Regions from separate parts of the Mus musculus genome. Here region 1 is linked to region 2. A link is a loop called in an ENCODE intact Hi-C map of the cell type or tissue named here. Cell type or tissue: heart. All regions are shown on one strand. Links, peaks and the distances in the headings refer to the core of each region. The heading gives the core; the rest is flanking DNA. Region 1 holds the start of Ly6a (lymphocyte antigen 6 complex, locus A). Region 2 has its middle 14 kb from the start of Ly6m.

Region 1 (14,957 bases), core at 2,601-10,600, 95 kb before region 2:
CAGGATGATTTCCAGCTCAGGTCTCTACCTCTGTCCAGCACACACAGCCCCATACATCCCCAAACACATCAGACACTGCTTGGTAACTTCCATCCCAGTTGCCAGTTAGTTCTTGCCTCAGGACTCTCACTTTGTGGATGCAAGAGCCTACTGGGGGCTTGCTCACCAGAGCCAGTCTTTAAGTATTTGTAAATTGTTTTCCTGCTTATAGGAAGGAGGGCCATTGGCTCTGAGCCACTGCAAACCATACCTTCTATTTAGACACAGAAAAAAGCCAGGTAGTGGAGGCAGAAGTATCAGCGGCTGTTGTGCACCCCTTTGATAGCTGTGTGTTGGAGCCAGCCTGTTCTACTGAGCAAGTCCTAGGACAGCCAAAGCTACACAGAGAAACTTTGTCTCAAAAAAAAAAAAAAAAGTCAAAAAAAAACCCAAAATAAACAAACAAAAAACACGAAGCTAAACAAAACAAAAACTAGTAAAGGGCTGAGCAACTTGACTTCTTCCCTTGCTTTCTAATTGGCAAGCACAAGTCAACTGTGGCCTCTGGCCCTCGGCCCTCTCAGTTCTCCTGCACCATGGTTCCTCCCCAACTGCTATAAATCTGGCTTGATCAGGTCACAAACAAATCTTGCTACCTCTTAACCAATAAACATGATGGCCTGGAAAAGGTTAAGTACTGAAACCCCTCCCTCTTCAGGATGCCAGCTGGGAGGAGCTGAAGGAAATTAAAGTACTTCAGTCCACATCTGACAGAACTTGCCACTGTGCCTGCAACCTTGTCTGAGAGGAAGTAAGGACTGGTGTGAGGAGGGAGCTGCTAGGTGACAAAGGGAAGAGCCCTCAGGATAGGGCTGGGGTTGGGAGTGTGGGATTAGGAAGGAAGAGCTGGGTGGGTGGTGGGTGAGAGAAGTAGGCAGACATGTATTCCTCAGGGAAAGCTGTGTGGAGGGTTGGAGGGAGGGAAGATCGGATGCCTGAGCTCTGTGAGAGCCCAGGGATGTGATTGGGGGTCTATTAATTGGCTCCAACTTCCAAGGTTTTATCTGTGCAGCCCTTCTCTGAGGATGGACACTTCTCACACTACAAAGTCCTGTTTGCTGATTCTTCTTGTGGCCCTACTGTGTGCAGAAAGAGGTGAGGTAGAAAATGAGAGAGGGGCAGAAGGATACAATGGAGATGGAAAAGGGCCTCAGGGTTGTGGGTACACCTACACTTCCATTGTGTGCCCAGTACCCGAGATGTGCTGGGGTCATGGGATTGGGAATGGGCTTGTGGTGGGTGAAGCCTTCTGTGGTGGGGTGCTTTACTGGGTCTGTAAACCTGTCAGAACCTGCCTTGCAACCATCACCACATACCAAAAGGACACGTGGAGCTCAGTATCTCTGCCACAGAACCTGGCCACCAGAGCAGCCTGTCCTTAGACTCTACCCTTCTGCACTGGCCTCCCAATCAGGACACTGGCCTGTGTGCACACAAACTGGAAGAGCCTTCTTTTTCTCCCCAGATGCCAAGTCAATGGATTTGGAATCCTTATTGCCTGGACTTTGACTTTTCCTTATGTCCCAGCCCATGCCACATGAGACCCAAATGCTATGCCTTCTGTACTCTAAGAAATTCTGAGCTCTAAGATACGCCTATACTTGTAGTTACATGTGTATTGCAGGAAGCCTCATGGTGAGCCTCAGCTTTAAGCTGACTCTGGGAAGTTCTGTGCTTTGTCATGCTCCAATACCCAGGGGCCAGCTCTGCAGGTGTAGGGTAGGACAGGTCAGAAGAGCCCTCTCTATTTGGTGGCCCCAGCATCTACTTACACACCCACTCACTGCTTCAGCGGACATTTGGTATCTATATCTTCCCAATATGGTGGCTGTCTCTTTAATATCTCTTGGGGTGCACATGTCTCCTGTGGGGCTGTGTAGCTGAGACAGCAGTACCAGGCATCTTTAAACAACAGTGGTTCTTGGTTCACTCTTGACTGAACAGTAATGTCCTTGCTCTGACCTAGCAGCCAGCAGCTGTGTGCAAGTAAAGACATTGGAGAGGAGGGGTCTGGGCTAGGAATTGCATGTACTAGCCCTCATGTATTGGCTTGTCTCTCAGCTCAGGGACTGGAGTGTTACCAGTGCTATGGAGTCCCATTTGAGACTTCTTGCCCATCAATTACCTGCCCCTACCCTGATGGAGTCTGTGTTACTCAGGAGGCAGCAGTTATTGTGGGTAAGTTCTTTGTGGCCTATATAAAGATGGCTGAGGGTGGCTTTGGAGAAAATGTCGAGTCTGGGCACTTGTTGTGGACCATGGTTCCCCTCCCCCCAAGTAGAGCTTTCCTTGTGTTGGAGGAGAACTCTTGCAAAGTGGGGGCTGTTGGGGTCCAGGGATGTGCTGGGATGTGATCATCAAGCAGGGCTGCCCATTGGCATTCACAGTGTTTATCATCCCATTTTGTTGCCAGTGTAGTCACGTGATGATCCTGCCTATACTTTAGGTCTATGGTCTCACTGGCTCACTGACAGACTAGGAGAGCTGGAAGCATCTAGTGAGTCTTTGCATATAATGAAGGAATCTGGAATGACTTAGGAATGTTGATAAAAAGAGATATTAGTACATATCAGATCCTCCAAAGTTTCTTTGGTTTCTAGGCATATCCTCAGATATACAAGGCAGGAGCAGCCCCACCCTGCTATCCAGTTTCCCTTCCCTGAGCATATCCTGCCTGTGTCCTGTCTCCTAGGAAATAATTGCCTGGAGAACTGAAAGAGTCTGAGATGCTGGTTGCCCTTTCTGCTGTGCCACTGGGCGATCTTACACTGGGCTGTGTCTTTGTGGTGTGTGCATGTGTGTGTGTCCATAAATGTGGGTACACATGTATGAACATATGTGATGTAATGTATACAAAGGTCAGAGGACATCCTTAACTACTGATCCTCAGGCATTGCTTGCTGTTTTATGCAAATGAGCCTTGGATCTCCAGAAACTGGAATTAGGAATGGTTGTGTGTCTCAGAACCAAACCCTGGGCTTCTGTAAGAGCAACAAGTACTGTTAACTGCTGAGTCATGTCTCCAACTCGTTTACTGAGACAAGATCTTTCACCAGGACCTAGGATTTGCCAACTATGCTGGGTGGGCCAGAGTTTGGGAAGCTCTGTTGTCCCTGCATAAGAAGTGAGTCACTCCCTGATTTCTTGCAGATTCTCAAACAAGGAAAGTAAAGAACAATCTTTGCTTACCCATCTGCCCTCCTAATATTGAAAGTATGGAGATCCTGGGTACTAAGGTCAACGTGAAGACTTCCTGTTGCCAGGAAGACCTCTGCAATGTAGCAGTTCCCAATGGAGGCAGCACCTGGACCATGGCAGGGGTGCTTCTGTTCAGCCTGAGCTCAGTCCTCCTGCAGACCTTGCTCTGATGGTCCTCCCAATGACCTCCACCCTTGTCCTTTTATCCTCATGTGCAACAATTCTTCCTGGAGCCCTCTAGTGATGAATTATGAGTTATAGAAGCTCCAAGGTGGGAGTAGTGTGTGAAATACCATGTTTTGCCTTTATAGCCCCTGCTGGGTAGGTAGGTGCTCTAATCCTCTCTAGGGCTTTCAAGTCTGTACTTCCTAGAATGTCATTTTGTTGTGGATTGCTGCTCATGACCCTGGAGGCACACAGCCAGCACAGTGAAGAGGCAGAATTCCAAGGTATTATGCTATCACCATCCACACATAAGTATCTGGGGTCCTGCAATGTTCCCACATGTATCCTGAATGTCCCCCTGTTGAGTCCAATAAACCCTTTGTTCTCCCAGCCAAGTTCTCCATTTTTCTTTTGCTACACTGAGTCTGCCAAGTCCTGCCTGCCAGTTCACATCTCTGCCCTTTCAGCCACCCACATTACCTCTCCCATGTTAGCCAGCTCAGAGTGGTGGACTGTGGGTCAATGGACTATGCACAGACGGTCTGGTCTCCAGTTGAGTTGAGAAGTAGAACCCCACATAATGTCCCAAGCTGCTTGCCTTCAGGCTAGACTCCTCCCCAGTTACCTAGCAACAACAAGATAACAGCCCACTATAAAAGGGGCTGCTTGGCCCCTCCTTGTCTCTTAAGCTTTTACTTTCCTTACTCTCCCTCTTACTCTAGCCTTTCTTCTCTCTCTCCTTTTCCCCCTCTCTTTCTACCTCTCCTCTCTCTCTCTTTCCCCCCTGCCTTTCTACAATCAAGCTCTAAAACCATAGACTGTCTTCTGTTCATCAAGGCCCACTGTGCTTGGACGATGGTATAGGCTTTCTCCTAATGAGCAGTGCCTAATCTCCCATCAGAAGACCTTACTGTGCTCCAGCCACAAACCAGACTTAAGACTCTCGCCTGCATGGGACCTCTCTCCCTCTGCCCTCCCTCCTGTATCTCTGGGGCCAAGAGTGTTGCCATGAGGCTCCTATTATGGGGGCTGCCCCTGTCCACCCCCCAACCCCCGCCGTGTGGGGTCAGTGACTTCAGAGCCAAGTCTAAAGCTTCAGGCAGTCATCCCGCGTCCACCTGCCCAGAGCACAGGAACTCTGGCTGGACATGGGCTCTCTCCCTCCCACCTCTTCCCCTACACCCACAGCCCAACAGTGTACCTCTTGGTTTGGGTGGGCTTCCGAAAGGGCTGATACTGGGGAAAGAGAGAGGGACATAAAGAGCACTGTTTCATCTGCAGAAGCAAAGGCTCTTGCTGAACCCACAGTTTGTGTTGTGGCTGGTTTAGACTTCTGTTCTCTGCCTGGTGAGCAATGGTTGCACTGTGCCTTCTTTATGTAACCATCTCCCTTCACACCCCCATTGGTGGATAGGAATCCAGGGCCTCATGCGTGTGAAGAAGCATCATCAAGCCACATCAGCACAGTGCACTTCCAAGGAGCACTTGCTTGTGGTGGGGAAGCCCAGGAGATGAGCAATCAATGGTGGGTAGGGGCTGCCCTGTCAGATTCTTTTAGTCCAGAGGTGGAAACCATTTCCTGTGAGGGGCTTTTGGCTTACCTCTCCTGGAATGCCAGGACTCCATATAGTTCATGTAGATCACAACCTGGTGATCTTTTTCTGTCTGATGAGCCAGGCTTGGCCTGCATCTTCAAGTATTTATGTTTTACTTTTCCCAGGCCATTAAACCTTAATCATTGCCTCTAGCTTATAAAATTCATCCTTGTGTGAGATATCATTTGTATTTTCCAACAGCCTAAGTGAGTATCTAATCTTTGGGCCAGGCCAACCCTTACACCTCAATCCACTCTCTTCCTAGATCTTTATCTTGAGCATTGTTTCTAAATCAACAAGAAACCATCTTATGGATGAAGCTAAGATCTAAGTTGAAGTAAAGATATTCAATGTAAACATGTCTTAAGCTTTGTTGTACTCACAGGGCTGAGTTGATCATTAGCTGAATACTTCTTCCAAATGTGTGCTGTGCTTAATTAAATATGGATAAAATAGAGTGATCTGGGTCAGACTTTAGAAGTCTTAGCCCAGCACTGGTACTAAAATTAGGCTCATCGTAGTTTTATTCATACCTCATCCTTATCATTATTTCCCCTACCTATTCTAAAGTCTATGGAAACACATGCACACAAAGAGCGGGAGGAGATGCTTAATTTTCAGTCTTTGTACTTGTTTGTTTCAGATAATGCCCTTCTAAGGAAACCACATACAACCAGCCCAAATCACCTGTCTTCAGTCATCCAGATCATAACCTTGATGGTTGTCATCTACATTCGGCCTCTAGGGGCGCTCCCCTCTGCATTGAGACTGGGCCTCCTTCTGCCCTGACACAGAGCTCAGCTTCCAAAGTCTAAGTCTCTCCCTTATCCTCCAGCTTTGATTATAAAGATGATCTTTGGGACTCTCATTTTCTCTTTTCCTGGCATACATAAGCAGTTTCTATGGTGCAAACCCACCGTATTCAGTTACAAAACTACAGTTGTTACAAAGCAGGAAAACACCAAGGACTTAGATGTGGTGATGGTGTCTTACACCAGAATCCAAGCAATAACAGAGACCCCGGACTTAGGAAAAAAGCCTTAAGCGGCTGTGGTTGTGCTGACCTGCAGTCCCAGCGCTGGGGACAGGCGAGCAGGAAGAACATGAGTGTGAGCCCAGCCTGGGCTGGGGAAGTGGCTCCTGAGGAAGAGCACTTACTGTTCAAACAGGAGGACGCATGGCCATAATCCCTGTGCCCAGGTAGCCTAGCGCATTAGTAATGGCCTTAAGTAATGGCAATCCAGATGTTTACCAGGAAATGGAGGTGGGGACTTCAAAGGAAAGTTGCAGCAAAGGAGCCTCACCTTGCACTGAATCATCTCCAAAGCTGGTAATAGAACAGAACGGCTGAGACTGTGCAGTGGTTACAATGTTGCAGGTTCAGGGTTATTGTAATTTATTTTAGGATTTATTTACCACCCTTAATGGCCATTCCTTGGCTACTTCTCTTCTGATGTAACATCCTGTGACTAACAGAATCTTTAGGACTGCATTTTAACACCCTAGCTTCCTCCTACCAGAAGCCCGTGAGTCATCAGATGCCACCTGGAGCCTATAGCAGAGGTGTCCTGAATTCGCTGTAACCCCTTTACCTGACGTTTTCACTAGTGTGCTTGAAAAGTACCTCAATTGAGGACTTCCTTTGTTGTTACTATAAAAACTTCATCTTATTGATACCTGGAACTTGGGGTTGTTTGGTTTTAGACACTGGGTACTATGGACTGAGGTGCATATTTTACATGACAAAGCAGATCTGGCCTCTAGGTTCTCCTAGCATCCCTCACTCCTTACCTGGCATACCCTGTCCCCCAACCCAGAACTTTCCAGTCTAGAGGCTAGGCTGCCCTTCCCCAGAGGCTCTTCCCTATATATATATATATGTATATATATATATACATATATATATATATATAATCCCTACATTTTGGCCTCTCCTTCAGCCCCCCTTTATCTCTCTCCTCTCTCTTTCTCTCTCTCTTTCTCTCTCTTTTTCTCTCGTCTTGCTCTCCACTTATTTTGAATTTTCTTGCTCTCTCTCTCTCTCTCTCTCTCTCTCTCTCTCTCCTTCCCCTCAGAAACTTCTCTTGCCTTGGTCCTTGGGGCCAGTGAACCTGCCTGAGAGAACCTTTCCAATAAACATGCATGTACATATTTCAAAATCTGGCTTGAATGGGCCTATTTCACTGGCAGAGAAATAACTTATCAGATTTAACCGAAGGCTTTCCTCCGGATCACCCTCATTTATATTTGGCTTCAGGATGAACTCTCTTTTATCCCCTTTGAGGTGAGAGCTGAATTTTTGTGTGAACAGGTTCAAAATTTTCATAGTCTTCAAGGCCACTGTAACAGAAATTATTGGAAGCTCACCAGAGATGGCCACTCACACATTCACACTGAGTGTTAAGCCAATTGAAAGTCTTTATTCCAGACATCTGGGACAACACCCAAGTGTCGGGTATCTAGCTGTGGCACTGAGTGTCTAGAAAATGGAGTTTTTAAAGGGTGAAACTACATCCTGGCATCTCAGGCACAGGGAGCTTTGAAAAAGTAAAGAGTTTGAAGCAAGAGATTTTATCAAATACAGAAGTGGATGCTCACAGTCAGCTATTGGATGGAACACAGGGCCCCCAATGGAGGAGCTAGAGAAAATACCCAAGGAGTTGAAGGGATCTGCAACCCTATAGGTTAAACAACAATATAAACTAACCAGTACCCCCAGAGTTCGTGTCTCTAGCTGCATATATAGCAGAAGATGGCCTGGTCGGCCATCATTGGGAAGAGAGGCCCTTTGGTCTTGCAAACTTTATATGCCCCAGTACAGAGGAACACCAGGGCCAGGAGTTGGGAGTCAGTGGGTAGGGGAGTAGGGCAGGGGGGAGGTACATGGAACTTTCGGGATAGCATTTGAAATGTAAATAAAGAAAATATCTAATGAGAGAGAGAGAGAGAGAGAGAGAGAGAGAGAGAGAGAGATTTTATCAGAAGCTACCAAGATCCATTAGTCAGTGGGGAGGTGGGGTTGGGGGGGAGAGGGAGTGGGGAGGGGTGTTTCACACAAACCAGCTGTTTTACTAAAGCCTAAGGTAAGTTAGCTAGGACATGCTGACCTTTGATTTCTAGAATTAAATCAAGGTAGCTTTCAATGGATTCTCCATGAAGGAGATCAGATTCTAGTTAAATCTGAAAATGGCCTTACCGAGGGCACAAGATGGAGGGACCTCAGCACTGTCTTGCCTGATCACACAGGTGGATAGAGATACAGAGCAAGGGTTTTCAGAACTAAAATGGACTGGCATTTGTAAAGCTCTACCTCACATAAATAACAAGATAAAGAGTATATGAAAATGGCCATGAGGCTGTGAAGGGAAGGATCTAGTGCTTGTGACTGGCCAGGACCCAGCACCAAGCACCAACACATTATTCACATAAAAGGCTCCTGCGAAGATGCTTCCCCATGGCTGCTGAACCTCAGACTGATACACACTGTCAGGTAACTTGCGGAGAAGATCACTATCACAATTTGGAGCTAAATTTGAAACAAGCTTGATTTTTCTTGGGTGCATATGAGAACTGGGTAGTGACTGTTATGTTTTATAAAAAGAAAGAAACCCAGGCAGATGTTTGATAGAGCTCTGTATGGTTGCGGGGGGGAGGGGGGAGAGGTGCCTCTGCAAGCCCATGCTGAGGCACCCCTTCCCCTGAGGTACCAACCACAGGACCGTATAGTACAGAATAAAGTTTATTTAGGGCATGGGGAGGGGGATTGGGAGAGTAGAGACATAGAAAGGCAGAGAGAAACAGAAGGGGTAGGGGGAAAGAGAGGAGTGTAGGCCAGCTGTGAGCACATAGAGAGAGAGAGGGGGGAGAGGAATGGGGAAAGAAGGGACAGTGAGGAAGAGAGGAAGAGAGCAAGAGAAGAGAATGAGAAGGGGGTAAAGCAGCCCCTTTTATAGTGAGTCAGGCATCCCTGGCTATAGCCAGATAACTGTGAGGCAGAGATTAGAGAAGAAATGCTAATACTGCTCATACCCCTGAACAGCTCTCCTAGAGCACTGCAGGAGTGGGGATGTTCATGACCCAAATCAGGCTTGGACCTACTCAACTCCACAGAGACAAAAGCCAAGTCACGATAAAGCCAGTTAGGTTTCTGTTTCTGTTTCCCCACCAGAGAACTGTCTTCTTAGAAATCATGTGACTGGCAGTCTAATAACCTACCTGATACACTTGGAAGACTCCTGACCCAATGCAGGACTTCCTAAAATGTCCCTTACATCCCCTACCCCTGACTCAAGCAAAATAATCTAGCCCTTCTATTTCAATAAAGGAGCTGTCCTTTTAAAAAGTCTTGCAAATCATTCATACCCACCATACACACTGCCCCGGAACACGCTGCTCCCCAGCTCCTCTGCACAGGTCTGAGACCAGAGCCCATGGGAGCGGTGGGAAAGTGGCATTTGGAGGAAGTACACTTGGTTAACATGAAACCTTTGCTGTATTACTCAAGGGGGTGTTGAGGCATATGTGACCTTGGTTACTACACAGAGGTCGTTCATTCTCTGAGGAGGGGAATGGGCTTGGCTAAGGTTTGACCTATTCAGTGTGACAGTCAGTAGTCAGGCTTTTGGCTGAGTAGGAAGGCAGGAGAGAGGGCTCAGTGTGTTTTTATCTTGCATGTGGACCTCTCTGCAGAGGGCCTGGCTTCTCTAACACAAGCCTGGCAACATCTGGTACCTCTAACTCTAAGATTATTCAAATAAACTGTAGCCGTCCCCCTTAAGAGTTAATGTAGACACTGGCTCTGGGGACAGAAGGTTAACTCTTGCCAAGTCTCCCTCCTCTGAGGCTCCCGGGCCTTGGGCTTCCCCCCTGAAGCATGAGCCTTTCCTCCCACAGCCGCCAATGCTGCGCGGGTCTCAGACAGTGCGTGCCGGGGTTCCAGGCGCGCGCCCTCAAGTTCCCTTTCGCCTGGAGCCCGGAAGCTTGCGGCGGGCGATCTGTGGGTGACTGTGTCTGCGAGAGACTTTGCCACACCATTCTGCCGGAATTTGGAGAAAAACAACCAGCCGCTTCCAGTCCCCTCCCCCTCCGCCACCATTTCGGACACCCTGCACACTCTCGTTTTGGGGTACACTGTGACTTCCAGGCAGCACGCGAGGTCCACTGGCCCCAGCTCAGGCGACCACCGGTCTCATTCATGTTGACTCATCTCCCATGACCCTGCGGTGCCTGGAGCCCTCCCGGAATAGAGCGGACAGGACGCAGAGCCAGTGGGGGACGGAGGGGTCGCTTGAGGAACTCCCCAGAGGCTGCGCATCTGGTAAAGGCCCTGCGTGAGCTCAGTCAAACAGCCAATATGTCTGTCATATTGCAAAAGTTCTTTTGGCTCATTAGAAGAAAACCTTAACAAAATTGAAAGAAGAGCTACAGAAAATCATTTGAAAAGAAAAAAAAAATGGTTTACAGTTGTGCCTGGAATGAACTTAAGTTTTTGTTAAATATTTACCCAGAGATTTGTGGTAGGCCTTGGTAAACTTTAACTCACCAGCTTAAAAAATAAAAGGTATAACAAGAGAAATTAGTTGAGCACCGTGGTACAGGTTTGTAAATTCCAGGACTTGCGAGGTGAAGAATGAAGAACAAGTAGTTCAAGGTCATCCTTGGCTACAAAGTAAAATTGAGGCCAGCCTGTGCTACAGGAGGCCCTGTCTCAACAAAGCAAGACAACTAGAAAAAGGACTGCCAAATACAGACCATACTCTAAAAATTTTTAATAATAATAATAATAATAACTATTTCAAATTTATGAAATTCTTGGGCAAATGGATGTATCTGGAGGATATCATCCTTAGTGAGGTAAGCCAATCACAAAGGAAGTCATTAGATATGCACTCACTGATAAGTGGATATTAGTCCAGAAACTTAGAATACCCAAGATACAATTTGCAAAACACAAGAAAATCAAGAAGAGAGAAGACCAACGTGTGGATACTTCATTCCTCCTTAGAATAGGGAACAAAATACCCATGAAAGGAGTTACAGAGACGAAGTTTGGAGCTAAGAGGAAAGGGTGGACTATCCGGAGACTAACCCACCCGGGGATCCATCCCATAATCAGCCACCAAACCCAGACACTATTGCATTTGCCAGAAAGATTTTGCTGCAGGGACCCTGGTATAGCTGTCTCATGTGAGGCTATGCCAGTGCCTGGCAAATACAGAAGTGGATGCTCACAGTCATCTATTGGATGGAACACAGGGCCCCCAAGGGAAAAGCTAGAGAAAGCACCCAAGGAGCTGAAGGGGTCTGAAACCGTATAGGTGGAACAACAATATGAACTAACCAGTACCCCCAGAGCTCGTATCTCTAGCTGCATATGTAGCAGAAGATGGCCTAGTTCGCCATCACTGGGAAGAGAGGCCCCTTGGTATTACAAACTTTATATGCCCCAGTACAGGGGAATGCCAGGGCCAAGAAGTGGGAGTGGGTGGGTAGGGAAGCAGGGCGTGGGGAGGGTATAGGGAACTTTCGGGATAGCATTTGAAATGTAAATAAAGAAAATATCTAAGAAAAAAAGAAAAAAATTATTTCACTTTCTTTTCTTTTTCTTTTTGAATGAAAAACCCCAGGATGGTACTGGGGAAGTATGACTGTTAATAAGGCCAAAGAGAAATTAAAAGAGGCTCCAGAGGAACTTTCTTGATTAGAGATAGTTTGCATTCAGACTACCTACTAACTATATCCGTTGAGACATCAGCTGGACCGAATAACCCGCAGATTGAGTACCAAGATGGGAAATTCAGGTTGGATTCTATCATATGCGTCAAGTCCAAGCTTAAACAGTTTGACAGTGTGGTTCATCTGATTGACTACTATGTACAGCTGTGCAAGGAAAAACGGACAAGCCCAGAAGCCCCACGGCATGGGACCGTTCACCTGTACCTGACCAAACCTCTGTATACATCAGCACCCACTCTGCAGCATTTCTGTCAACTCACCATTAACAAATGTACCAGTACGATCTGGGGACTGCCTTTACCAACAAGACTAAAAGATTACTTGGAAGAATATAAATTCCAGGTATAAGTATCTCTCTTTAAAAAAAACAAAAACAAAAACAAAAACATATGCCTCATATAGACTATCTCCGAATGCAGCTATGTGAAAGAGAACCCGGAGGTCCTCCTCTGGATAACTGCGCAGAATTCTCTCTTAAGGACACTTGGGCTCAGTCTAACTTAAAGGTGTGAAGATGTAGCTAGGTATTTTAAAGTTCCCCTTAAGTAGTTTCAGCTGAATGATGCTTTCTTTCCTATGGCTGCTCAAGACCAAATGGCCCTTTTAAATGGAAAAAAAAAATGTCCCAAGGAAAGACAAGAGAATATTGCTTTCAGAACGACTTTCCTTTGTTTTTCAGTTCCTATGCACTGGGTCAAAAGTCCAAGCACCATAGGAGAGAAAGGCTTCCATGTCCAGGAGGACAGCTGAAGGAGGGAAAGACCCTGGCTGACCCAGGCTTCAGCTCCACTTCTAGACACCTGGTGATCAGTCTGTGTTAGAACCTGTTATAGTTTGCATCCTGATGTATCTAGTAGGAGTTCGGTTAAGCTGACCATGCTTGTATTTATCCCTGATTTTATGCAACTAATCAAATAAACCAAAAGGGGGGGGGGGAAGAAAAGAAAAAAAAAGAAAAGGAAAGGAAAGGAAAGGAAAGGAAAGGAAAGAAAAGAAAAGAAAAGAAAAGAAAAGAAAAGAAAAGAAAAGAAAAGAAAAGAAAGAAAAGAGAACCGTCACCGTGAGATCCTGTATTTGTCTTCTTTACTACACGTATGACCTCCCCCGTGAGTGAGTACTGTAGTACTCGGTCTCTAGGCAGCCTTACTTCAGACACATTTCAAACAGGAGCAAACAGAAAAGACTTCTCTTTTCCTTGGAGGGTAAAGACAAGAATGTCACGCTACACAGGTGCAACTCAATCCTTGAAAACAGAAACAAATGCAAAGACATTTTAACCCTTGATGTAGCTGTGAGTCCCAACCTATTGCCATTGTTTTATTTTATTTTATTTTATTTTATTTTATTTTATTTTATTTGGAAATGGCTTTAGAACTTTCCAAGTTATCCTTGAATTGTCTGACCACAGACATCAACAGCTGCCTCCCTTCTACCATATAAAATACTATGACTTAACTTTTCTTCCAGATATAGGGGGGTACCTGCCTGTTTTTCAAAGTGTTTATTTACTGCTGTTACTATTTGATTAGAATGTATTAAATTAAAAAAACATACTTTTACAAAAAAAAAAAGAGTTAATGTAAGTGGTCTGTCAGTAATTTGCCCAGGAGTCCACCACTAAGGGAAGCTAGCTCCCCAACATTGGTGCTGGGTGGAAACTGGAGGACTCATGAGAACCCCTAGTTTAAGACTTTTAGAGAAACAGTGCACTGCACTGTGGCCTTTTCCTCCTAAGAGAAGGTGATGGCCCCGTTGTCATCCTGGAGTAGGGATAATGTTGGCCCAGGAGCCCTGGCAATGGAGTCAGAAGAGCAAAACAGCAACAGGTCTGTGATAATGGGCAGAACTCTCTATACTCAGAAGGGAGGACTGTCACCTGGGGTTCCAGCCATGACTCCCTCCTGCTCTTCTCCAACCACAAGTGGTCTCACAAGATGCTAGAATATAGAGGAAACAGACGATTAACTAAAGGAGGGACTTGACACTGATTCCATGATGGGGTGAGACTTGGTGGTGACTTAGCTGCTCAGAAATGATGCATGTTCCTGTAAGTGACCTCGCCCATCCTCTGTAAAAAAGTCCCATACACTCTGTGGAAGGTGACATTGGGAAGGATTGTCACTTAATTCTTTCTTTGTTGCCCTATATTTCTTTGCAGAGGCTTGCTGTCTCCTGTTCTTTCTTTCACATACACTTGTTCATGCATGAGCCGATACCTAGTACAGCATGTGAAGGAATTACAGAGACAACACTTCTTGCTTGCTCTCTTCCTCCTACCGCTGTGCTGGGTTATGCGGTGTTGGTGGTGAACATGGTCTCCTTCCATGATAGATTATAGGGTAACAAGGCAGGGAATTTTAATGGTGCTAGGGTAAAGGTCCGGGAATGTAACAGAATTTAAACAGAACCATTGTGTCTTGCATGAATTCCGGAGGGTTGGCAACAAAGGATTTGATCAGTCTTTGGGTTTAGTTTTCAGTCCTGGAAAGGCTGATTCTCAACTGCTTCTTGAGAATCCTGACTTGAGCCTACACCGTGTCTCTTTCTTCGATCAATCATCCTGAATAACCCAGAACATTGACACCGGAGTTGGATGTACATGCAGATCCAACCAGAGATGATACAAAGACCAAGACTCTATGTTCAGCCCTGTGACTTCCATCAGGAGAATCTGCTTGATGTTCTCTGAGCCTCTGGCTTCCTTCCCTTTGCAGCCTTGCCTGCTTAAGTAGATGTGCTCAGCTTCACTGATGCTGTGGTCCATTTGGGGACTCAGTTGTCCTGTGAGCACAGCTGTTCATTTGCTGTGGTGTCATCTCAGGATGATTTCCAGCTCAGGTCTCTACCTCTGTCCAGCACACACAGCCCCATACATCCCCAAACACATCAGACACTGCTTGGTAACTTCCATCCCAGTTGTCAGTTAGTTCTTGGCTCAGGACTCTCACTTTGTGGATGCAAGAGCCTACTGGGGGCTTGCTCACCAGAGCCAGTCTTTAGGTATTTGTCAGTTGTTTGCTTGCTTATAGGAAGGAGGGCCATTGGCTCTGAGCCACTGCAACCCATACCTTCTATTTAGAAACAAGAAAAAGCCAAGTGGAGGTTGCAGAAGCAGCAGCTGCAGCACACACCTTTGATGGCTATGTGTTGGAGACTGCCTCATCTACAGAGCAAGTCCCATGACAACCAAAGCTACACGGAGAAACTCTGTCTCAAAACGACGAC
Region 2 (14,957 bases), core at 2,364-10,363:
TTTACAAGGTGCCAATACAATAATGTCAGAGGCAACTGATAATGATAAAAGCTTTATCCCAATATTTCTAACCTTGTGAAATCATAGCTACTTGTGGCTGGTAATCACCATGGGGGTTCACGTCCACATCCACGTCCACAACCACAGTTCTTCTTTCCCTGCTCTGAGATGCTCTCTCTGTGTCTCTCTCTGTCTCTCTTTCTCTGTATCTCTCTCTCTTTCTCTCTCTTAGCTCTACCTCCCCATTTCCCTGTCCAACTACAGGCCTCCTCTGCACTAATGTAATTGGACAGGGAAAATCCTGCGACAAGGTGACGTGCTCTAGGCATGTTGCTGCCTCACTAAGCTACAACCTCAGGGAAAATACTTTCTTAAAACAAAAACAGCCAAGGCCAACAAGTGAGAACAAGTAGGAATAGCCATATCCAAACCCAAGATCTGTGTAGAGAGCGGCATAGGGATGGATGATAAATGGACAGAAAACAGTGGAGCGAGCAAATGGGTTGGTATTTTGTGGGACCAATCAGGAGGTGCTTGACTGTTTCTGCTTCAGATAAACAGATCAAGTGATCCAGAGAGTAAAGGCGTTGCTAAGCAACGCAGTCTGGCCTCCAGGCTGTTTGCAGCTGTTACAGTGATGTCGAGAGGTTATTATGCCACAGGAGAAATGCTTGTGTGAACATGGACAAGTGGGCTGGAGAGGTTTCTCAGTGGTTAGAGCACTGGCTGCTCTTCCAGGGGATCTGATTTTAATTCCCACTATCCACATAGCAGCTCACAATGCCTGTAACTCCAGTCCCAGGGGATCTGACATTCTCTGGTGGCCTGCTCAGCCATCAGGCACACACAGGGTACACAGACATACATGAAGGGAAAAAACTCATATATATAAAATAAAAATTTTTTTAAAAAAGGTTTTAAAATGTGGACAAAGAGCTGGGCATATAGCCCAGTTGGCAGCATGAATAAAGACATAGGTCCAATCTCCAGCATCCGATGAAACAGTCTGATGCAGCATACCCATAATCGCAGCATTTGGGATGTAGAGGCAGGAAGATCAGTTCAAGGTTATCCTTGGTAACTTAGGGAGTTTGAGACCAGCCTTGGCTATGTGAGACTCCGTCACAAACAAACAAACAAACAAACAAACACAACAAACCTGAAAAAAATGTGCACACGGAGAAGAAGTATTTGTGCTAAAACTTCCTGGAGTAGAAGAGGAAAGCCTGGGTTATCACAAAGGACAGGAGGTCTGTGTGTAGTTTATAGACACTTGACTTTCTTTAAAAAAAACAATCTTTTTATGTAACTGCGGCTAAGCTTGTGATCCTCTTGATTTAGCCTAAGGATGGAATTATAAATACATCACTGGTTTCTCACTTTTTTTAAAAAAAAAAGTGGGGGTTGTGTTCATGTATTGAATGGATGCATATTATGCAACCAGTTGTTTGATGGGTATTTGTGGAATGTCCATCTTGGACTGGCCTAACTAGAAAGGTCAATCCAGTGTTCTAGACCCTCTGTCTAGTTCATGTGGATCTTTGTTCTGGCCACTTCTTTGCTGGCTAGAGAGCCTCCCAGTAATGTCCCATGGCACCTCAGTCCCCAACCCCAGAGCTACTGGCCACTCCTACTAAAACAGCAGTACTGAGACACAACTTTCTATTTTCCAGTACAGCCCTAGGCAGACCTTTGTGACAACCTTAAGCATAGTAGGACCATAGTGCTGGTAACCTCGCTCTTCTTTCTAGGCTGGGCACTTCCTAGGCTGCAAGACACTCCAGGGTCCATCTTTGAAGGTAGAAATGAGTCTCCTTGAAGCTGTTCTCCTGGAGGCTGCAGAATGAGCTCATGTTATTGAAATTACCAGAGAGAGTGGAAGCAGGTGGGTAAAGAAGGAAGTGAGGGGCATGGGATGGCAGCTCCTGGCAGAAAAGACATAGAAGCATGGACCCTGATGATCAGAGGCAGCGGCGGGCAGGGCAGTCTCCTGGTTTGTTCTGCTTAGCCTAGGCGGGTAGATCTTTCTTTGGGTGTATGTGTGTGTGTGTGAAGCATCTGTTGTGTTCTGAGCACTGTAAGGAGCCTGGCATGCTTATATAATTGACTATTTGTCCCAAGCCTGTGAAACAGCAGTGATGGTCTACCTTCAGTTTTGAAGTGTGCCAGTGGCTGCTGGGAAGCGGGTGATCTTTTGTTAGTGGTACCCAAGTAATAAATGGCAGGGCAAGTACTGGGCCCCAGGCCTACCGTAACCCATGCTCTCTCTGATTCTACCTGTACCACTAGGCTCTTGATGTGCCCATTTTCTCTGTGGCAGAGTGGGATACTCTGCAAACAGAACTCTGTCTTGGATGCTTGGATGCTGCCCTGCCTGGGTGTCCCAGCAACCCGGGATACTTACTCATCAATGCCAGACTCCATCACAGCATCTTCCAGAACTTCCACATTCACTAATGGTCTACCGTGCATCTCTCTTTCAGAGAGCCAATGACTTGTTGGGACTTATTCTGAGATGTCGACACATTAGAACTGAAAGTAAATCTCCATGGATACTCTTTATCATACCTGTGTACAGAGTAGGTCAAGGCACATAGCCAAGGCTCGATTCAAGACTAAAATCTAGACCAACCCATCAAACACAGAAGTGGATGCTCACAGTCAGCTAATGGATGGATCACAGGGCTCCCAATGGAGGAGCTAGAGAAAGTACCCAAGGAGCTAAAGGGATCTTCAACCCTATAGGTGGAACAACATTATGAACTAACCAGTACCCCTGAGCTCTTGACTCTAGCTGCATATGTATCAAAAGATGGCCTAGTCGGCCATCACTGGAAAGAGAGGCCCATTGGACACGCAGACTTTGTGTGCCCCGGTACAGGGGAACGCCAGGGCCAAAGGGGGGGAGTGGGTGGGTAGGGGAGTGGGGGTGGGTGGGTAAGGGGGACTTTTGGTATAGCATTGGAAATGTAAATGAGCTAAATACCTAATAAAAAATGGAAAAAAAAAATAAAATCTAGACCAAGAGTAAGTCCAAGGCCGACAACAGCAAGCCGAAGAGGAGGTCAGATAAAGGTGAAGGCCAACCAAGACCCTAACCAGGCAGTGAACACAGCAGCAAAGGCCAGCCAGTGCCGAGGAAGGCTTGGGCAGTGTTGCTGGCATGGATACTAGCATTCCCTCTACCTGGTCACAGGCTCACCCTAAGCCTACTCATGGACTCTTGGTCTGCCCCACTGACTCAGCAAAGGACCCCAGTGTGTACTCTGAGAGTGAGTGGGTGGGTCCTATTCTGAGTGACTACAGGCCAGCTATCCACTGGGAACTCTGGACACAATGATGCTCTCGAGCCTTCAGAAGCAAGGAAGCCAGGACAGAGTTGTATTACACCGCAAATGTAACCTCTTCAATCAGGGACCAGGTCTTCTCCAGGCCACAGATGGCAGACAGACAGCTGGAAGGACTGCAGCTGAAATAAGGGATCTGAACTAAGCAGTCTAAGGATTAGATTGAGGCGCGAGGCCTTTTTACCCCAGCAGGAAGAGCGTTTTGTGAACGGTGATAAACAAGATACACTGTCCTACTGATGCAAAGGCCTTTGTGGGCGGTCAGAGGTGTCCCTAACCATCCCTTGCTCCTGCCCCAAGCGGCTGCCTTCAGTCACAGAGGCCTCATGTTGCTTCTTACATTCTCAACCTCCCAGTGTGAGAACCAGAGGTGCCTCTGTTGGTTCTGGGGTCACCTGCTCCTTCTTGTGTTCGGTACTAGGATCCTCCTACATGAATTACTCTCTGTTTTGGAACCCAAAATCGTATTAAATATTTTTAAGAGCCCCGACTGTGAATACCAGCCAGGCGTGCTGGCTAGTTTTAGGGCAATTTGACACAAGCTAGAATTATTTGGAAGGAAGGAACCTCCTTTGAGGAAATGCCTCAGTAAGATCCAGCTGTAGGGTGTTTTCTTAATTAGTGACTGGTGAGGGAGGACCCAGTTTATTGTGGGTGGTGGCATCCCTGGCTTGGTGATCCTGGGTTCTATAAGAAAGCAGGTGGAGTAGGCCATAATGGGCAATCTAATAAGCAGCACTCCTCCGTGGCCTCCGCATCAGCTCCTGGCTCCAGGTTCTGGCCCTGTTTTGATTCCTATCCTGGTGTCCTTCGGTGGTGAGCTGTGATGTGGAGCCAAATAAAACTCCCCAAGTTGCTTTGGTCATAGTGTTTCACCACAATAATAAAAACCCTGTAAACAAAACAAAACAAAACAAAAACAAAACAACAACAACAACAAAACCCAGGGTCACCTGGTCCCTGTGACCTTGCCCCAGTTGTAGCCGACACCTCCTATCCCACCCACCCTGAGATGGGCTCAGAGATGAAGCTGCAGGACTCAGTCTGAAGTGGGTTGTTGGTAATTAGAGATGGGCTCTGGACTTTGGGAGGGGCCCCCAGTAGGTTGCGCGACCCTCAGTGGTGAATGGGAAGGGTGTGGGAACCTCTGAGAACCATTCTCCAGGAGTCTGTGTTGAACTCCAGCAGAGAGACAAGTCTGAACAGCTACTGGGAGCCCCAGGCCCTCACAGAAGCCCCTGTAGTCTTTCTCGAGGACATTCAAAGGGGCCCAGAGAAGAAAAGTGGAGCCCCCAGGAAGTAAAGCGGGGTCCTGGGAAGTTGGGGGTGGACTTTGCCTGCCATCGGAGACCTGGGACATCAAGGAGGGCTTGAAGAGGCGGGTCACTGGCCTCGTGCATTCTTGGGTTGCAGCAAGCCAATCCCGTTTGGACATCTAGAGCGTACCAGACCAAGCGCTTTACGCCCAGAATCAGCGAAGCAGCTTGGGCAGTCCGACCTACTTGCCCGACCTACTTGCCCAACCTACTTGCCCGACCGACTGGTGGCTCCTACTGTAGCTCTCTGCCTGGAGGCTCTACTGACCTTACCCTCCTACCCTCTTGGTGGCCATCTGTCTCTTGGGGTTAAGGATGGCTCTGTAAAACTTTGGCTCTGTCCACTCCTTCATGTATCCCCATTCATCCTGGCTTTCCACGTGCCAGAGGGGCTTAGCCAAGCCCGTAGGTTCTGCTGGAATCCTCCCACGGGAGGTGGTAGCCAGGAGAGCAGAAGAGGGAGTCCAGGCTGAGGGCGGGGCTTTGGGAGGGAGGGGAGGAGCCTGGGGCAGAGTTTCATTTCCAGAAGTGAGGAGGGAGGTGAGGGGGTGGGGAGAACAAAGGCGGGCTCTCAGGCCTAGGGTGAGGTGCCAGTGTGGAGCCACCTGCCCTGCCCACGCTGGATTAGGTTAGGTCCTAGTCATCTGTTTCATGGCCCAGGCACACGAACCCACTGCATTCCAGCACCCACAGACATATTTCTTCGGGCTTTGGCGGTGTTGAGTCCTTTCGGCACTTCTGTCTCCTGCTCTTGCCAGCTGAGGATCCTCCCCAGAGGACCTTCCTCTGCTCCCTCCAAACCCTGCTGTGACCTCAAAGGGTGCTTAGTCTGTTGGCCTAGGTCTCTCATTGAGATGCTAAGTCTTCTACACACTGGGCGGCTATGAACAGCTTGGGCTTGGTACCTCAGTTTCTAGGGGCTCCCTGGGCCCCTTTGGACTTCCCACTGGGGGCTTGGACCTATCCTCTTCCCTCCTTCCCCTTCTCGACCAAGCCCTCCCCCCCCCCACGTCACCCACACCCCTGCCAGTCTTCATGGGCACTGGAGAGCCCAGCACACCAGAGGCGGCTTCTAGGTTCCACTTGGAAGGACAGCCTGAATGCAGGAAGGTCTCTGTGTTAGCTAATTTTGGTTGTCAACTTGACATATTTGGGAAAGGGACCCTCAACTGAGAAACAGATGCTATCAGGTTGGACTGTGAACATGTGAAGCACTGTCTTACCCAGTAATTGATGTGGGAGAACCCAGACCACGATGGGCAGGGCCATCTCTATGCAGGTGGGCCTGGGCCGGAGCAAGCCAAGGAGAGCAAGGCATTATGCAGCGGTCCTCTGCTGCTTTTAGTTCCTGCCTTGGATTCACCTGATGGTTGACTGTAGCCAGTAAGTAAATAAATCCTTCCCCAAGTTGGAGTCTGTCAGTGCTTTGTCACAGCAGCAGAAACTTCTAGAACAGTCTCTGAGCCCATCCTGGGGCCCCGGGGAATCTGCTGGGGCCCTGTGATTGCTATCTCTGGTTCTGTATTCTGGGAGCTGAGACTCCAGGCTAGTTTCTGGGGATCATTGTGCCAAGATCCTCCGCTTACTGCTGGGCAGACAGAGGGGTTGCATGCGTGATTCTGTAGTCTCCTGCTGTTCCGTGGCAAGACCCGTGGCTTTAAGCTGGTGGCCAGCTCGAGGGCTGAAAGCACCACCCTCACTTCACCCCCAGCCCCTCCTATTTTTCATACATAGGGCAGCTGGAATCAGGCTTAGCTCTGGGCTCTGTGTAATTCCCAGGTGGAGCTGAAGTTCCCACGATGTTACAGGGTCCTGAGCTAGGCTACATGCGCCCCCTGGTGGCAACGGCTCTCACATCCATGGTATTTTTTCAGTCTTGGCCATGTGATAAGCCAGCAAATAATTTGAATAGAATTCAAAGAACTATGTGCATGGGTGTGCTTGTAGTGTAAAGTGTAAGCCCATGGTGTGTATGTGATGTGTGTGGGGGCCTTTTGCAGTATGTGGGTAGTATGTGTGCAGTGTTATATCCTGTCTGGTCCATGTGTTGTATATGGTGTGGTTCTATATAGAAGGTTTCTACATATCCTGTGCTATACAAATGATGTTTTGTGGTATGTGATCTGCATTTATATGTAATCCCTGTATGAATATTGTGTGTATGATGTACAAAGGTGTGTACGTGTGTTATGCATGCTTTGCAAAATATGTTGTATGTGGTGTGCCTGTATGTTCATGAGTGTTGCTTCTGAACATGGTATAATGGTGTGTTTGTGTTTGTGAGAGAGAAACAAAGTATGAGTGTGTGTGTTTGTTTAATGTGGTATGTGGTGTGCATGTGTGTATGGTGTATGTGTGAATGGTGTGTGTGTGTGTAGGAGGGTGGAATGTGTGTGTTAGGATAAACTGAGGGCTTCAAGCCTCCCTAGGGTAACTCAATTGGGGAACTAAACTCATATCATCTGTAAGAGCAGTGTGTACACCATTAACCACTGAGCCATTCCTCTAGTCCCCACAACCGCTTGGTGGGTTTTTAAATTATCAGCTCCATCATTAGAGTCTTGAATCATGGCTGGGCACACGGTCCAGCAGCCATTCCATCACCTCAGAGATAGAAAAACACTCCACCAGTCCAACAGACTTGTGCTCTGCAGCTACATATCTGTGGCCTTGCCACAGGGGAGGGTGACATGGTTGCAAAGAGAAGTCCATTTGGTTGTCATGGTTGCAAAGAGAAGTCCATTTGGTTGCCACAGAGGAGCATCTCCCCAAACTCCTCCATCTTGCTAGGTTCACCTTGGCAGATAAATCAATGAAAGCCTGTCCCACCAGGCAGCCTGTGGGGATGGTGAGTCAGCATGGTACAGTCGAGATGCCTCTGCCCTGCGGTTCTGATTTTTTGTCTTCCTTCCTTCCTTCCTTCCTTCCTTCCTTCCTTCCTTCCTCTCTCTCTGTCTCTCTCTCTCTGTCTCTCTCTTTCTCTCTCTCTGTCTCTCTCTCTCTCTCTTTCTTTCTTTCTTTCTTTCTTTCTTTCTTTGTGTTTGTTTGTTTGTTTGGTTGGTTGGTTGGTTGGTTGGTTTTCGAGACAGGGTTTCTCTGTGTAGCCCTGGCTGTCCTGAAACTCACTTTGTAGATGAGGCTGGCCTCAAACTCAGAAATCCACCTGCCTCTGCCTCCCGAGTCCTCCACCACACCCGGCTCTCTATTTTAATTAATTAATTAATTTTTTTTTTTTGGCATCCTCCCTTGGGATGTCCAGGCACTGATGCATACCAAGCGGGGAAGGATGGAGCAGGGCTGAGTTCTGAGGTCCACATCTTCCCTTGGAGTGTCCAGGCCCTGATGCAGGGATGGATGAAGGGAAGCCGAGAACAGATGGGGGGGTGGATCAGCAGGATCCCTGTCTAGGCACTGAGTGCTGCAGGGAGGAGATCTCTGAGGATCTCAGAGCTACAGTTCTTCAATGCTACAGATGTTTTAGAAAACAGCTCTCTTAAACAATAGTTAACGAAACAGCTTGTGCACATACACTTCATATATATATGTGTGTGTGTGTGTGTGTGTGTGTGTGTGTGTGTGTGTGTGCGCGCGCGCATGCATGTATGTGTGTGTGTGTGCGCGCACGTGCGTGTATGTGTATGTATATGTATGTATCCTTGACACAGGATGGGGTTATCACAGGGAAAGGAGCTTCAGTTGGGGAAGTGCCTCCATGAGATCCAGCTGTGGGGTATTTTCTCAACTAGTGATCAAGGGGGAAAGGCCCCTTGTGGGTGGGGCCATCTCTGGGCTGGTAGTCTTGGTTCTATAAGAGAGCAGGCTGAGCAAGCCAGGGGAAGCAAGCCAGTAAAGAACATCCCTCCATGGCCTCTGCATCAGCTCCTGCTTTCCTACCTGCTTGAGTTCCAGTCCTGACCTCCTTGGTGATGAACAACAGTATGGAAGTGTAAGCTGAATAAACCCTTTGCTCCCCGACCTGCTTCATGGTCATGATGTTTTGTACAGGAATAGAAACCCTGACTAAGACAAAGCCCCACTAAGAGATGGGAGTCCTCCATTTTGCTCAGGGGGGCTGTCTGGACAGGGTAGATTACAACCTTAGTAGAGAAATGTAACCCTTCCTGTTAGGACTCACAAGTTGCTCAGGAGGCAGCCCTCCCTCCTGCCTGCCCTCCCGCCCGCACTCATATTCTGCCTCATACCTTCATTCATGTGAGGCTTCACATTCCTTCCACATCAGGCCTCGTGTCTCCTTCACAACTCCCTCCTCACATGTTCCTCCTTGCCTCATCAACCCTGCCTTATCAGGGTTCCAGTTACTTCTGGACTTGAGAGAAATGATGGACAGTATACACACACACACACACACATACACACACACACACACAATATATATATATATGTCTCTTTGTCTCTTTTGTCATATTGAGGATATTCGCAGATTCACAGACAAACTGGCCAAGTGACCATGGACTGAAACTGAGCCCAAACAAACCTTTTTTTTTCTTCACAACTTGATTGTGACAGGCATTTTGTTACAGTAACAGAAAGCTATGTTACTGTATACTAACAACTGTCAACTATATACTGTCAACACCAGCCTCCCTGTGTCCTGGCAATTTGATGCTAGACTTTGGTACACAAGAAAAATTAAAAGGAAGTGTTCTCAAAACCCTTTACTAAGCATATTCATTTCTAATTGGAATTAACCTGATTGTTCATCAACAGAAGAAAAGATGAAGACCTTGTGGCATAGTTATAAGCAGTGACACATGTAGAACACACTGCCCAGGTACCACTCGGTAGAAGATAGAGCTCCATCCAAGAACAGATGAGATCCAAAGACCGTGGGCTGGCTGTAGACATGGTCCAGGTATAACCATGTGAAAGCCATAGGACATACACCTTGCACAGATGCATTTTATGTGCCTTCTGGATGATGTCACATGTCATAGGTTAATAGGCAAGAAAACACAACAGTAGCAAGGTACTCAGGAAAGCCCCAGATACAGAGTGCACCCAGGACCTGGGATGTCTAAATGAGGCCAAGGGTGTCTGAGACAACTCCCAGTTTTGCTGGTCCCGAGGGATAGGAAGCCTGTAGATGCAGGAAGGTCACGAGGCAGGAACTGAATCAGTAGAGCTAGCATGGATGGTGAGAAAGGGGGCTGTATACTGTGGGCCACTGAGACCAGCTAGCTCATGGTTGGGCAACCCAGAGGGACTCTGCTGATCCAGGCCTATGATTGAGTGACATGGGGACCTGAGAGGAGCCAGCTTGAGGCAGAGGAATGATATAAGTGGTCTGGTGGACAATGACTGAGCGGCACCCAGGAAGGGCTGGCTGGTCCTGGAACAGTGTGGGAGGGACATTTGGAGGAAGATAGGATGATGGGAGAGAGGGAGGGAGTGGACTGGGAAGGAAAGAGCTGCAGTATGGAGAGTGTGTAGTGGGGTTGCCCGGTCAAATCCAGCAGGGAGAGCAGGAACTGAGTGAGGGGAAGAGGCAGCAAGGAACAGAGAGGAGGTGGGAGCCTCAGAGGGGAGAGGGGTACTGGAGGCAGTTTGGGGGATCCAGACAAGAATGCTGACACCACTGAGCCTGCCTGCAGCATGCCCAACACTCTTGGTAAACCACTTTCTTTCACCTGTCCAAAGAGACATCACCTATCTCTGTCTGACAGGTGGGAGGCAGTGGCATGGAGTCAGTGCATGCCTCACTCCAGCCTCTGAATACAGGTTGTAGGTCCTGATAGACTGTGGAGGGTGAGAAAAAGCATCAGAATGGGGGCTAAAGGCAGAGGGCACCTTGAGGGCAGTGACTTCTGGAAGCAAAGCAGGGCAGGCTGACCTTCTGGCTGGATGTATCGTAAATTCAGGCACAACTTCCAGGTTCCACAGGGAGTTGTCAGTAGGCTGTCCGTCATGACTCCATTTCTCTCGGGGTGTGGGGTTAATGTCAGATCTACAGAACACCCTACTGCCTTGCAGATGCAGGCAAACCAAACCTGTTACGGTATTTCCAGGGGCCAGAGTCCTCTAGGCGTGGGCTTGAATAGAGTCTGGGCTAGAAGCCAGAGACCAGGGAGGGATCTAGACAGGGCCACAGGTGATTGACTAACTTCCAGGTTCCCATGTAGAGCTGTCAAGGTGCTGTGACTCATCGGAACACTCCAATGAATCAAGGAGTCAAGGCCACACGTTACCATCACTGTGGAAACGAATGGGCCTCTTTCCCAGTAGCCCTTAGCTTCCTTTCTGGTCTGTAGTGTGTCACGTTGAAGGAACACACTCTGGGCTGGGGGTTGGGCTGTGCCTGGGATCCTCAGCTGGCCCACTCTAGAACCTGCCATTCTAGGCAGGAGACAGTTCTCCCTTCCCAATCTGTCACACCTCGTTCTAACCTCATTGCAAAGTAGCTGGTCAACTGGACCTGGGCAACAAGAGATCTAGGTCCCCCTTCTAACTTCTGCCAAGAGATTCTGTGAGGCCTGGGGCTTCCTGGCAGACCGAGAGCTTGGGCGGTGTGAGTGCTGTGGCAGTTAAGGTGGGAAACACTATCTGAAGGTGTAAGAGTCACCTTTAAGGAGCCAGTGCTTATCAAGTTCACATGATTCTCCCCTAGACCTTAGAAGTTGATGCTATTACAAAGAGAAATGAAGCTTAGCAAGAAATAACCTGCCCAAAGGCACACAGCAAGAAGTGGCAGAGCTAGAGTATGATCAAAGGAAAATGACCTCATAGCCCACAGTGGCTGGGGTAGTAGACTTCATCCGATGGGAAATGGGCACTAGGGAAAGCTCGAAAGGCTGTGACTTAGTCAATGTCTGTCGAGGAAAATGGGCTGTGGCAGAGAGACAGGTGGGCATGCTCTGTTCTGAGACAGTATGGTAGAAACAAATGGACAGCTTGCAATACACGCCCCCTCCACTTCCTTCACCACCGTGATTCAGAAAAACAACCACTGCTGCCTGCGTCTTCATCACTCCACGGGTAGGTAATACTCTCCCCATCCCCCACATTGTCACGGCCACCACCCGAATCAGCAACATCACCACTACACAGGTGAAATGCTAAGTGGGTGGAACTCTGCAGACCAATGACACTATGGAGGCATTTTCAGTAGAAGCTACAAAAGGGGTGGGGTGGGATCAGATTGCTGGGAATGCCTTTCCTCTGTATTGAGGAAGAAGAGAGTATACAAAGGTCCAGATGGGTGGATCATAGCAACATCACCAGCATGGATCAGAGCCAGGAATAATTAAAATCTAGGTCCTTTTCTTGTGTGTGCATGATAGGGTCTTACTTTGTAGTCAAGGCTAGACCTTGAATTCACAGCAGTTCTCCTGTATTAGTCTCTTAAGGAATGGGATTGCAGGTGCTAGTACCACACCCAGAGAAATCCTGGTACATAGAATAGAATCATTGAAGACACAGCGTGGGGTAAGACTCTCACGTCATTTCTGCACTAGGCTCACAGTGATTTGTTAATTCTCAGCCTATGATCCCCATCACATTGACTTGAAGGCTGTGAGTGAGGCACACAACATGACTAACATATCTATCATCATGCTGTGAATAAGTTCTGGGGCTCAAGTCCAAGTATTTAAGATCCTAAAGGTTAACACAACTTTAACACTTGATATTGACTCACGTCAGGAAAAGTTTGGAATATGTTCCTCTGTTTCCTTCACTACCATTAGTCAGAAAAGACAACACTACTGTCTCCAGCTTTACTACCCCACCAGTAATATCATCCCTACAACCCCCAATATCACTACTACACCATCACCACCACCACCATCATCACCATCTCCACCACCATCACTACCACCACCACCACCCTGATTACCACTGTTATGAATACCACCACCATCACTACATCACCACCACCATCACTAATCATGAATAGTATTATCACTTCCTCTGAATAAGAGCAAACCCCACAGAGTTGTGAACAAAGAAAGCAAGTTAATTTATGGAAGACATCTACACTCACAATGTCTGTGGCCTCCTCTAAGCCGAGGAGGCTTCTTTACTTGGAGTTCCTTCCTTTTCTTTCCACACAGCCCAAATGTTTCATCCTCTATCATATTAAGACCTTGTTCTAGGAAGAAGACAGACCAGAAAGCAGTAGAAACCTGTCGCCTTTCCTAAATAACAATTGCATATCTATCTGATATGGTTGTGGTAGGCTCACTTAGATGGCTGATTTTGGCCAATTTTTGGTTCTTAGCATAGTAGCAGCTACTTATCTCCCAGTTCCTGCTCCTGTGGCAGACAGACAGTCATATGAGTTGGAAGCAGCTTGTGCATAGCTTTGGGGGTCTGAGAGAGGCAACAGGACTCTGTTCTTCAAACCCTGGGGCTCTGTGTTCTCATGGAAGATTGCATCTTCTCATCTTGGATCTTAAGCCTCTCACTTAAAGATGCTTCTTGGTGGTTAAATGGGCTGAGTCTTTTATACTCATCTTTTTTATCCACCTTTCATTCGTCTCTTCTGTTCCCCCTTCTAAGCCAGGCACTTAAAGTTTTGGACATTTCAAAGTAACCACATCAACAGGACTATTTAGAGGGTCACTATATCCACTTAAGGAATGCACACTTTAAAAAAGCGGGGAAGGGGAGCAGCTGGGAGATGGCTTAAGTGCTTGCCTACAAGTGCAAAAACTTGAGTTTGGATGCTTAGAACCCATGTGAAAAGTCAGGTGTAGTGGCATGCATCTATAATCTTAGCTCAGGATGTGGGGCGTGGAAGTGGAGACAAGCAGATGTACAAGAGCTTGCTGGGTACATCCACTCTAAGCAATCAGTGAATTCCAGGTTCAGTGACGACGACACCCTGTCTAAGCAAGGAAAGTGCAGAATGATTAGGAAGACACTCCAGGTTGACTTCCGGCTTTCACTGTCATGTGTACACCTATTCCCGTGTAAGCGCACACATTAGGACCTGAAAGGATCTAATGCTTACACTGAGGGCTGGTCCTTAGCCTAGAGAGAGTTCACGATGAAAAACAAACAAACCCTGAGGAAAAGATGGTTTCCAGAGTCGCCACACTGTTAGATTCAAATGTTAAATTTTCAATCCCCAAATCCCAGGTTTTATAAAGAAACATATATCCCATTTGAAGGAACAGCAACAAAATCTTCACAGAAACTTTGCTTGAGAACGGCAAGATGGCAGACACATTAGACACAGACACTCTCTTAAAAGTGCCCAGAGAGCTGAGGGAAGATGTGGGGAGAACATGAGAAAAGACAAAAGGAGTCAACCTGAGGTGGAGAAGGAAGGCTTTGGAAATGGACAGTTGATGTCAGTTAAAGGCAGCTCCAGGGTAAATCAAGACTCCAGTGACTAGACCAAGGACCTGAACAGTGGATTAAAGGTAGGAGAACCAGAGAATCCAAGGCTGCCACCAGACAGACCAAAGACACATTATAGGGCCCTGGAAGGAGAAGAATAAGAGAAAGAACTAGCAGCATTGTTAGGAGAAAGGTGCCTGAAGAGTCCCCAGTCTGATAAAAGAAAGAATACCAGCATCCAAGAAGTTCAATGGATTCTAAGATGGCCTCACAGAGACCTACACTGAGGCATTAGAGTCAAAAGTCTGAAGCTAAAGACCAAGGGAATTTTAAAGCAGCAGGAGAGAACTATTAAGGGGGTTATTAGAGCTATTAGAGGGCTGTTAAGGTTTGGTCTGTTGCTATGCATTGTAATGCTAAATTCTGTATCCCAAGGACTGGTGGCCCAGAGTGGATCTAGTGTGCCAGTTTTTGTTGTGCAAGCCTTGCTCCTTAATGTAAAACTAGTGGTTGAATAAAGATGCCTACAACCTGTAGGTGAGCAGAAGAGAGGTAATCGGGTCTTCAGTTCCCAGACTTGAGGTCTGAGGCAAAGACCTTAAGGAGAGAGCGGAGGGGAAGGAAGAAGCCACCATGGGGTAGGTGGGCCATGAGCACATGGCTATGAGGGCCAGCCAGTTGGAGTAGGAGAAGCCCAGGTGGGACATGGCAAGTGATAGCTCGTGATTATTGACAGAGAAGTAGACAAAATTGCATAGGGGGTTGATATCTGCCCAGCTCTAGTACTTTAAGGCTTATTGTAAGTATAAAGGCTTTCTGTTTTTTATTTGGTAGTTAAGTGATCAATGACGGGGTAGAAACCCCAAATAAATATTTACTACAACAAAGCACTCCTCACATACAAGGGTCCACAGTGAGGCAGTTTCCCACAGATGCTTAGATGCTTTGGAGGCAGAGGGTCAAGGCTACAGATTGCTAAAGTGCTGAGAGA

What was found. Peaks named below come from ENCODE experiments on the same cell type or tissue, not always from the same donor. Only the 100,000 strongest peaks of a DNase experiment are listed, where the experiment ranks them.
Region 1: a loop joins it to region 2, with 7 times the contacts of the local background. A loop is called at or near these places in 4 of 42 quality-filtered maps.

What each region holds. Positions count from the first base shown.
Region 1 is chr15:74,983,712-74,998,668 of GRCm38, reverse strand. It overlaps Ly6a (lymphocyte antigen 6 complex, locus A), which reads left to right and starts at 638. Exons shown (of 4, transcript NM_001271419.1): 1 at 638-790; 2 at 1,052-1,134; 3 at 2,101-2,217; 4 at 3,190-3,792. The coding sequence starts at 1,065. The coding sequence ends at 3,407. The region is part of intron 1 of Gm28068 (a long non-coding RNA gene); the gene reads right to left. It overlaps Gm41348 (a long non-coding RNA gene), which reads left to right and starts at 4,222. Exons shown (of 2, transcript XR_875429.2): 1 at 4,222-4,927; 2 at 5,641-6,671. It also overlaps the pseudogene Gm8000. In heart, for the core only: a CTCF peak has its summit at 5,734; DNase peaks (open chromatin) are centred at 2,798, 5,728, 9,148 and 10,158; H3K4me3 peaks cover 795 bases; H3K27ac peaks cover 688 bases.
Region 2 is chr15:74,888,045-74,903,001 of GRCm38, reverse strand. No RefSeq gene overlaps it. Among named protein-coding and RNA genes, the nearest start is that of Ly6m, 14 kb to the right of the region's middle. In heart, for the core only: a CTCF peak has its summit at 6,508 (motif pointing left); a DNase peak (open chromatin) is centred at 6,441.